2 separate regions of the Homo sapiens genome follow, and region 2 is linked to region 1. Evidence: read pairs that join two places in POLR2A ChIA-PET (ENCODE). Cell type or tissue: Panc1. All regions are shown on one strand. Each heading gives the region's core, and the rest is flanking DNA. Links, peaks and the distances in the headings are about the cores only.

The links. ChIA-PET counts read pairs that join two places held together with the same protein. Peaks named below come from ENCODE experiments on the same cell type or tissue, not always from the same donor. Only the 100,000 strongest peaks of a DNase experiment are listed, where the experiment ranks them.
Region 2: POLR2A ChIA-PET joins it to region 1 with 6 read pairs; 2 of 35 experiments call an interaction of 5 or more read pairs at or near these places.

Annotation. Positions count from the first base shown.
Region 1 is chr11:121,627,765-121,633,147 of GRCh38, forward strand. It overlaps SORL1 (sortilin related receptor 1), which reads left to right. Exons shown (of 48, transcript NM_003105.6): 47 at 1-3; 48 at 1,732-5,383. The coding sequence ends at 1,799. Among named protein-coding and RNA genes, the nearest start is that of SORL1-AS1, 180 kb to the left of the region's middle. In Panc1, for the core only: no CTCF peak of the experiment used is centred there; a DNase peak (open chromatin) is centred at 2,449.
Region 2 is chr11:121,500,123-121,505,505 of GRCh38, forward strand. All of the region lies in intron 6 of SORL1 (sortilin related receptor 1), which reads left to right. Among named protein-coding and RNA genes, the nearest start is that of SORL1-AS1, 50 kb to the left of the region's middle. In Panc1, for the core only: no CTCF peak of the experiment used is centred there; no DNase peak of the experiment used is centred there.

The sequences.
Region 1 (5,383 bases), core at 143-5,142:
TGGGTAAGTGGGGCAGGGAGAGTCGGTTCTTCCTCCCAGGGCTGACCCCCACGCAGCCAATGACTTGATTAGGAAACACCCACCTTCAGCTCCTCTTTTGACCCTGGAGGAGCTCTTCATCAGCCAGCGATTTGATTCCATGAGTTTTGGTTAAACCATTCAGAGCCCTCACTTTTTAACTTTTAAGTTAAATTAAAATGTTGTATTCTCTTTGATTGTGTAGTTCTGGCCTGAAACAGGGAGCTTGCCCCAGGCCTTGAGACTCCCAAAGTATCGGAAAATCCTCAAGAATATCTGACCCCTGTCTCATCCTTCACTGAGCTGGAGGTCTGACATCTCTGGAGATCCTAACTCAAGATAAAAAATAATGCTTTCCCAATCAGCTTCTATCAAAGGAGACCCTTTCCATCTTGCTGTTTCTCTTTCTGGTTGCTAGTGTAACCTCACCAGCCATTCTTTTATGTACCTTAACACAGTGGTCCCCAACCTTTTTTGCACCAGGGACCAGTTTTGTGGAAGATAATTCTTTTTTCACTGGACCAGCGGTGGAGGGGGAAGGGTTGGGGGATGATTTCAGGATGAGACTGTTCCACCTCAGATCAGCAGGCATTAGATTCTCATAGGGAGCGCTCAGTCTGGATCCCTTGCACGCTCAGTTCACGATAGGGTTTGTGCTCCTGTGAGAATCTAATGCTGCCCTGATCTGACAGGAGGCGAGGCTCAGGCTGTAATGCTCTGACTCACCACTCACAGCCTGCTGTGCGGCCCCCCATTCCTAACAGGCCATGTACTGGTACTGATGGCCCTCGGCCCGGGCATTGGGGATCCCTGTCTTAACACATAGCAAGGGAAAAAGTAAGAAGTTTCCCGTTTTGAAATCTTTGCACAATGAAAACCCTAAATGCTAATAGAGATAGTAAGATAGTAATATAATAAAGTGGGTGTGTTACGAGGCTTCCCCAAACTTAGACTAATCACTGTGAATGTACAAGTTTATTTCTTTCCGTTAACTAGTTACAATTATATATCTATGTTTATAAAGACATTTGTATATTCCCCTTCACTGATCATATGATGTTAGCTCTGTTCCCTTTCCTTGTCAGTTTCCTTTCTTGCCTAATAAGCCGGCACCTGGACTGCCTTGTGTGAATGGGGCGGCTTCTTTGCTTCTGCCGTTGGAGGCAACAGGAGTGGACCCATCAGCATACCCTGCGATAGTCACTGAGTGTCGGTCCACACTTGGTGACACAGGATTATACCGGGCGTCACAAGGGGACAGCTGTTAGTCTGGGAAGCTGTCCTCAAAATGCTTAAACTCCTCCCAGATCCTTTTCCTCAGAGCACTTTGGGTTCAGAAGAGAAAGCAGACACTGAAGTTCACTGTGCTAGTGTAGGGTATAGATAACTCAAACTGGGGAACCCAAACTACCCACTTAGCTTTTGAGTAGGTAATAAGAGTCTTCTCCTGAGAAGCTTTGTTTTCCTAATTTGGCTACGTTCAAACGACCACTAAAATAAATGTGAGGATCCATCGATGGGTAGAAGGTGGCCAGGAGGGACAGTGGGAAGCTGGGCTAGGTTTCACAGCTGATTATGGTGGCTGCCTGGCTATGGCATTGACCTTCTCAGCTAGAGGGTTGTGGTAGGGTTGAGGGGTGGGTAGAGTGGTGGGATATGGGGTCAGGTGAAAATGTGTTGGAACTCACCAAGGCCTGACTGTTTTGTCTCTAGGGGAAGATGATGAAGATGCCCCTATGATAACTGGATTTTCAGATGACGTCCCCATGGTGATAGCCTGAAAGAGCTTTCCTCACTAGAAACCAAATGGTGTAAATATTTTATTTGATAAAGATAGTTGATGGTTTATTTTAAAAGATGCACTTTGAGTTGCAATATGTTATTTTTATATGGGCCAAAAACAAAAAACAAAAAAAAAAAAAAGGAAAGAAAGGAATGAATAAACTTTGTAGTAATCAACTGTGAACTTCAAACCAGGTTGATTTTAGTAACCCAATTGCTTTGATTTGACATTAATGTAGTCTTACAGGGCTGTGCTTGCTGGGCATGCTTTTACGTCTGTGAGATAATTTCGGTTCAGTAAATTGGCCAATCTTTTTATTTTTCTAAGACACAGAAATGTATTTAATAAAAACCTCGAGAGAGTGATGGGTGGAACCCCTTCTCCTTGAAAGTGTGTACAGATATTCCATTTTGTTTGGATATAGTTTATAGGAAAGTGTGTGGATGTATTATGGCGGAAGGTTTCTTTATGTTATTTTGTTAATTTATTGGGACTCTGTGTAAGGCCAGGCTTTAGTGGTCATTAGACACCACATGTGTTATGAGCCCCTTACCCATAGGGTTGGGGGTGGGAAGAGAAGCATATTTTTTTGCCATTCCGGAAGCAATCCATTTTTATTCACTTGTGTGTCATGTAATGGTCTTTGGCAGGAGAGAGCACTGAGTCATTGCTGGAGTTCAGTTCAACAGAGCTGCAGCTTGGGAAGCCCTGTAAGCCCACAGCTTCCTCTCTTATATTAATTGATGGAATTTTACTGTATGTGCCTCTGTACAAGATGTAGCTTTGAGAGCTACAAAATGATAACACTGCTTTATTACACACTGGTTTCATTGTCATTGCAAAAACTTACCCTGGTTGTGGGGGAGAGTTCTAGATCTGTGCCATGATCCATACACTGGCTAATAGAGTACATAATTTTTCCATTTTCCATTTTTTGTTTTTACTTACTACTGAAGGATCTCAGATGTAAAATTATGTATTTGGTTTGAGATGGCCACTTATTGTCCTTAAAAATCCATACTGATATATGCAGTCATTTTGAATTGGACAGTGCCTTCTCTTTTTTTTTCTCCTCTTCTTCCATCTCCCTCACCCATGCCCCCACCCAATCTAAAGAGACAGTGCTGTACATTCTCATAGAGATAGAGAAGATCTAAAAAGTTGAGACTACTCAATCCAGTTAACAACAGCAGGAGCACTAGAGTTTGTTCATTTATTCTCTCTGTAAAACAAGCTGTGCTTTTTTTCTTCTGCCTTTAAAATGCCACCCGTGTATTCAAACCATGGCCACTTGATACTTATGTAGAATCCATCGTGGGCTGATGCAAGCCCTTTATTTAGGCTTAGTGTTGTGGGCACCAATGTCGAGCATCGTTGTGACTTGTGCTGTATGATTCTCACTGAAGAATTTCCTTTCAGCCAAGAAGCAGTGAGGTCTGGGAATATTCCAAAGTCATGTCTCTGAATATGTGTCCTTGACGTGCAAGCTTTGTAAAACCCCATCCCCGCTTAGGTGCGAGGCATCACCTTCTCACAAGTGTTTAGTTTCTTTTAACCACAAGTATCATTCTTGGGTGATAATATAGTTTCATTCTACTTAGGGATTGTTTAGAAAACAAAGAAAGAGCCAATTAAATTTTTTAGTTTTTGAAATTTTTATTTATATGTATACTTAGATGAGTATTTTAAGCTGTCGACCTTTAGTTTGCCATACGGGTAGGACTGTATTTCATGTTAACAACTGGTGGTAATGATAAGCCTTCTTCTAGCGTATTTTCTCTTCTTTCCTGTCACTTTCCTAAGTTTTTTTTTTTAAAGACTGGAATTTTTTTTGGCTTTATCTTGTCTTACCGTAGAGATTTGTTCAAAACTCTAAGCCCTACCACCTCCCCTTTAATAAGCTCTTTAAATAGTTGAATCATTAACAACCTGGTGGGAGGCAAGTCATTTAATTGAACCACTAGGAAGTGTATTTTCTTTTCTTTTTCTGCCAACTTTTTGGTGGCATTTGTAAAAGCTGATATAAAAGGCTCTGAGATGTTATTTTCAGTTATTCCATAGGCAAGCCTTTTTACAGAGCATATGTCTCCAGTTGGCAGCTTGAGATATTTCCGAGCATCCGGTTCTAGCTACCAGTGCCTCCCAATGCTTAGTGCACAGTACTGTAGACTGGCCATCACCCCTCTCCTTGGAAAATGCCACTGTGCTGTTTGAAAAAAAGCAGCCTTTTAGGGCTAGAGTATTTTATATAAACAGAAGAGCTAAGTTCCTGAAGACTAAGCTAGATAGCTGCAGCTATATGTAAATTGTATATTTTTATGAACTTTTGAAGCACACACTCCTGTTTCCCTCTGTGTAGCTTTGTGGGGATTTCATGTATATATGCTGTCTGAAAGAATCCAGAGGTTGGAGTGCCAATAGAAAATGAAAACAAATGCCTTGTACTACAGGCAGCCTCTGAAGGTGACCACATAACTGTCTTCACTGTGACCAATCGGAGTCCCTGCTTGCTTGTGAAGAAGGGGCTTTTGTACCTTGTTGGAGATGCCACCTCAGAAGTTCACACTGTGCAGGAAAAAGGTTTTATTCTCTCCTGGCATACATTAGAATGTCAGATGCTTGCATCCATGTGGACCACGATGGGCCTCTAAAAATTGGTGGGCAGGGGGTTTGCTTATGAGTTTTCTCTGGAAACCGATTTTACTCCTGGATGTATTGAATGCCCCTTGAGCTTTATGAGATACGAGTCCACATGGATAAAATGTTAGAGAGTGGAGTTCTACAGAGGATTCCAGGAAGAGGCCATGTCTGTGCAGTCCTAGTTCCAGACAGGTGAGAAGCTCCAGGAACTACTGGCTACCTTGACAAGCTGGGTAAATAGTTATCATTCTGGGTAACTGGTTGAAACTCTGACTTTTGGACAAGTAATTCCTGGGGTTCTGTCTTTGGTAGCATCACCAGGGATATTTGGGTGGGACAGACAGAAGACACACAGCTGCCTGTTCTCTCCTGCCCATCATGTTTGGCCCACTAGATGAAGCTGTACTCAGCAATTTAGGGAATGTAACCCTTCTCAGAACTGGCCATTTTCAGGGGAAGCTTGGGAGAGCAATAGTATGGTGAGCCCCTTAGAGATGAGCGCCTACTCCTTCTTGGCGAATGCTGCCTTCAGATGCTTACCAAGTGGTCACTGCATCTAGTAAGATTATATTTCCAGTACACTTCCTTAGGGCAGAAACACCATCCTATCAGGTTTGGTCAGTCCCTTCTTCATGAAGGGAGTCATGGGGAATTCCTGAAAATTTTCTTCCTTCTGCAGACAGTTGGATGAGTCCCTTAGAGAAGGCATCCAGAGACATAACTAAACTGAATATCATCCCATATTGATTTTAGGAATTGACTCTAAAACTCTGTGCAGAATCTTGTGTTGGGATTGTATCTTGACATTCCTGTTGTGTTATTTTTCTTAACTGGAGTGTGTGCTGCCTTTCAGGTACAATTTTTGTGTAATAAAAGCCAGTGCATTAAGTTTATATAGACTACTTTCTATGCAAGACTGAGATATGGAATAGATAGGAAGAG
Region 2 (5,383 bases), core at 109-5,108, 130 kb before region 1:
TGATAGGGCCATTAAAGAAACAATGAGGTTCCTCTGTGATTTGTTAATTTGGTAATATACAACTGTTAGGCTCTTTCAGTAGATAACAGTAATTGCTGAAAAGCTTGAGGTGGGTCAGGGTTAGCTACTCCCCTACAACCTCACAACCTCATAACCTCACTACCAGATTAAGATTATCATGCAAGCCAGGCCCAGATATTTCTTGCACAAATGTGTATCAGTAAGCAAAGACATGATCTGTGGACTTGAAGTCTCTTCTGTGACCTTACAGATGATGCAGCCACCCACGCCTTGCATGCTGCAGACGCTGTGTTCTAGAGTGGATGCTAGGAAACTATGGCCCACCACCTGTTTTTGTAAATGAAGTTTTACTGGGACACAGCCATGCTCATTGCTTATTTGTGGTCTAAGGTTGCTTTCATGCCCAGTGGTAGAGTTGCATAGGTACCTATACAGAGGCAATATGGCTCCAAAAGCCTAAAATATCTATTATCTGGACCTTTACAGATAGTTGTCTGACTTCCTGTAGTTGCTGACTATGCTGATAGTTGTCTGTTACCCCTTCAGTTGGCATCAGGTAACTGGAATCGCAATGTCTTGACAGGTCCCAGGCATTATCCAGAAAAGTATAGGTTATGGGCCTCTCTAAATTGTTATGCCCTGTTAATGACAGGATGGTATCTTTAGAATATTATGCCCAATTCAAGTATTTTGATGTCACACCAGTCTCCCAAGTGAGGGTCCATGTGTATTTTCATGATTCTGACTAAGCAACCACGAATTTCACTATTGAAAACCAATTTTCAACCTTAAGCTAATTTGCTCTCTAATGTTGATCAGAGGTAACAGAACAGTTTAGTAACTGCTACAGGGTGTTGTGGGCTTCTAGATGAGAAATCAGCTGACAAAACTGTGTTGTGAATTATAGGATAACTGACCCAAACCAAACTACTTATAAATTATTTTAACTATGTTACTTAAATGTATAAGCACCCAATGCTTATAACTCTCATACGTGATCAATAAAACCCAGATATTTACAGATTAAAAATAAAACTATAACAATACATTTAAAATTAATATTTGTTACAACTGTGTTGAGATACAATTCACATTCTGCAAAATTTACCCTTTTTAAGTGTGCAATTTAGTGGTTTTTAGTTTATTCATAAGGTTATACAATGATCATCATTACCTAATTCCAAATATTTTTATCACCTCAGAAAGAAACCACATACCCATTACCATTACTTCCTTCTCCTCCCTGATGCTGGTAACCACTAACCTAGTATCTTTATGGCTTTTTCAATTTTGGGCAATTTGTGTAATGGAAATCATACAATTTGTGACTTTATTAGTCCATTTTCATACTGCTATGATGAAATGCCCGACACTGGGTTATTTATAAAGAAAAAGAGGTTTAATAGACTCACAGTTCCACATGGCTGGAGAGGCCTCACAATCAAGGCGGAAGGTGAAGGAGGAGCAAAGGCATGGCTTACGTGGCGGCAGGCAAGAGAGTGTGTGCAGGGGAACTGCCCTTTATAAAACCATCAGATTTTGTGAGACTTATTCATTATCATGAGAACAGCACAGGAAAACCCGCCCCCATGATTCAGTTACCTCCCACCAGGTCCCTCCCATGACATGTGGGGATTATGGGAGCTACAATTCAAGATGAGATTTGGGTGGGGACACAGCCAAACCATATCAGTGACCTTTTGTGACTGGTTTCTTTCACAGTATAATGTTTTCAAGTTTCATTTATGTTGTAGCATGTATCATTACTTTAACCATTTTTAATGGCTGACTAGTATTGTAATGAATATAACACATTTTATTTATCCATCTATTAGTTGGTGGCCATTTGGCTTGTGTCTACTGTTTTACTGTTACAAACAGTGCTGCTGTGAATGTTCGTGTGCACGTTTGTGTGTGAACTTATGTTTTAATTCTGTTAGTTTATACCTGGGAGTGTAACTACTGGGTCATGTGACAATTCTTTTTTTTTTTTTTTTTTTTTTTTTTTTTGAGATGGAGTCTCACTCTGTCGCTCAGGCTGGAGTGCAGTGGTGTGATCTCGGCTCACTGCAAGCTCCGCCTCCTGGGTTCATGCCATTCTCCTGTCTCAGCCTCCCGAGTAGCTGGGACTACAGGTGCCCGCCGCCACACCTGGCTAATTTTTTGTATTTTTTAGTAGAGACAGGGTTTCACTGTGTTAGCCAGGATGGTCTCGATCTCTTAACCTCGTGATCCACCCACCTCGGACTCCCAAAGTGCTGGGATTACAGGCGTGAGCCACCATGCCCGGCCGACAATTCTATGTTTAACTTTTCGAGAATCGGTCAAGTGGTTTTCCAAAACTATTGTACCATTTTATATTCCCACCAGAAATGTATTAGGGTGTAGTTTTCCCATATCCTTGTCAACATTTGCTACTGTTTTTTGGATGATAGCCATCCCAGTTAAGTGTGAAGTGGTATCTTATGGTTTTCATTTGAATTCCTGATGGCTAAGGATGTTGAACATCTTTTCACGTGGCTGTTGGCCATTTGTATGTCTTTCTTGGATGGATGTCTATTCAAGTCCTTTGTCCGTTTTTAAATTGGGTTCTTTTTTATTGTTGAGTTATAATAGTTCTTTATTCTATATATTCTTTATATACAAGTTATATGATTTGCAAATCTTTTCTGCCATTCCGTGGTTTATCTTTTTACTTTTTTCTTTTTCAGCACTGAAGTTTTTATTTTTATTTTATTTTTTTGAGTTGGGGGTCTTCCTCTGTCACCCAGGCTGGAGTACAGCGGAGCGATTGTGGCTCACTGCAGCCGTGATCTTCGTGTGCTCAAGCAATCCTCCTATCTCAGCCTCCCAAGTAGCTGGGACCACAGGCATGTGCCACCATACCTGTTAATTTTTTTATTTTTTGTAGAGACGGGGTTTCATCATGTTGCCCAGGCTGGTCTCAAACTCCTGGGCTCAAGCAGTCCTCCCACCTTGGCCTCCCAAAGTGTTGGGATTGTAGGCACGAGCCACCATGCCCAGCCGTGTTTTTAATTTTGATGAAGTTCAGTTTATCCATTTTTTTTTGCTGCCTGTGCTGTTGTTATATCCAAGAAACTATTGCCTAATCTGAGGTCATGAATATATACTTCCCTTTCCTTTAAGAGTTATGTAGTTTTAGTTCTTACAGTCTATGATTCATTTTCAATTAATTTTTGTATCTAGTGTGAAATAGTTATTTACCTTCATTCTTTTGCATGTGGATAACCAGTTGTCCCACCACCATTTGTTGAAAAGGCTATACTTTTTCCTTGGCACCTTGGTTGGAAATTATTTTCTCATAAATATGAGAATTTATTTCTGGACTCCTTCTCTCTTTTTTTTTGAGACAGTTTTGCTGTCACCTAGGCTGGAATATAGTGGCATGGTCATGGCTCACTGCAGCTTTGAACTCCCAGGCTTAAAGGTCCTCCTGCCCCAGCCTCCTGAGTAGCTGCAACTGCAGGCATTCACCACTGTGCCTGGCTAAGTTTTTGAAGAGACAGGGTCTCACTATGTTGCCCAGGCCACTGCACCTGGCCTGTTTCTGGACTCTTAATTCTATTCCATTAATCTGTATATCTACCCCTATGCCAGCATCACACTGTCTTGATTACTGTAGTTCTCTAATAAGTTTTGAATTTGGAAAATTTGAACTCTCCAACTTTGTTCTTTTTCAAGATTGTATTGGCTATTCTGGGTTCCTTGCATTTCCATGTGTATTTTAAGATCAGCTTGTCAATTTTTTGCCAAAACAAAACAAAAACCACAGATAGGATTTTGATAGAGATTGATCTACAGATTCAACACAATTTGGAGAGTGTTATCATCTTAATATATCATGCCTTCCAATGCATGGACAAAGGATATTCTTCCATTTATTTAGGTTTTCTTTAATTTCTTTCAACTGGGTTTTCTGGTTTTCAGTGTACAAGTCCCGGACTTCTTTAGTTAAAATTTTTTTCCTGGCTGGGCGCGGTGGCTCACGCCTGTAATATCAGCACTTTGGGAGGCTGAGGTGGGCGGATCACGAGGCCAGGAGTTCGAGACCAGCCTGGCCAATATGGCGAAACCCCGTCTCTACTAAAAATACAAAAATTAGCTGGGCGTGGTGGAGCGCACCTGTAGTCCTAGCTACTCGGGAGACTGAGGCCGAAGAATCTCTTGAACCTGGGAGGTGGAGATTGCAGTGAGCTGAGATCGTGCCACTGCACTCCAGCCTGGGCGACAGAGCGAGACTCTGTCTCAAAAAAAAAAATTTCCTAAGTATTCTTTTTGGCTCCATTGTAAATGGTTCTTTTCTAAATTTCATTTTCAGATTGTTCATTGCTAATATATAGAACATGATTGATTTTTGTATTATTGATCTTATATTCTACAACCTTGCTGAACTTTATTAGTTCTAACTTTTTTGGTGTGTGGATTCCTTAGGATTTTCTGTTTACAAGATGATGTTGTCTGCTAAAAGAGACAACATCATCCTTTAATTCTTCCTTTTCAGTCTGGAGGCCTTTTATTTATTTATTTTTTTGCCCAACTGCCTTGGGTAGAACCTCTAGTAAAATGTTGACTAGGAGTGGAGAGAGTAGGCATCCTTGTCTTATTCCTGATCTTAGGGGAAATGCATTCAGTCTTATTAAGTATGATTTTTAACTGTGAGGTTTTTCTAGATGTCCTTTATCAATTTGAGGAAGGTTCCCTTCTATTCATGGGTTGTTGAGTGTTTTTATCATGAAAAAATCTGGGATTTTGTCAGTGCTTTTTCTGTGTCAGTTGCAATGATCATATGTTTCTTTTTTTTCCTCCTTTAGTCTATTAACATTGAATATTACACTGATGGATCTTTCTCATATGTTAAACCAATGCACATTTTTGGAATGAATCCCACATGCTCTTGGTTTATAATCATTTTTATCCTTTAATTTGTTTGGCAGAATTTACCATCTTTGTGGGAAGTTTTCTGGATACTAATTCAATCTTTTCAGTTTTTAAAATTTCTCTTTGGTTCAGTTTCAGCAGTTTGTATCTTTCTAGTAATTTGTTCATTTATTCTAGGTTATTTAATTTTTAATTATTCATAGTGTTCACACTAATCTTTTTTTTATTTCTGTGAGGTTGTTAATGATGTTTCTTATTTCTTTCCTAATTTTAGTAATTTGAGTCTTCTCTTTTTTTCTTGGTAAGTCTAGCTTGTAGTCTAGTTTATTAAATGTTGTTAATCTTTTCAAAGAATCAATATATTGTTTGAGTAATTTTCTTTATTATTTTTCTCTTCTCTATTTCATTTATTCCTACTGTAATCTTTATATTTCTTTCATTCTGCTTGCTTTGGGCTTAGTTT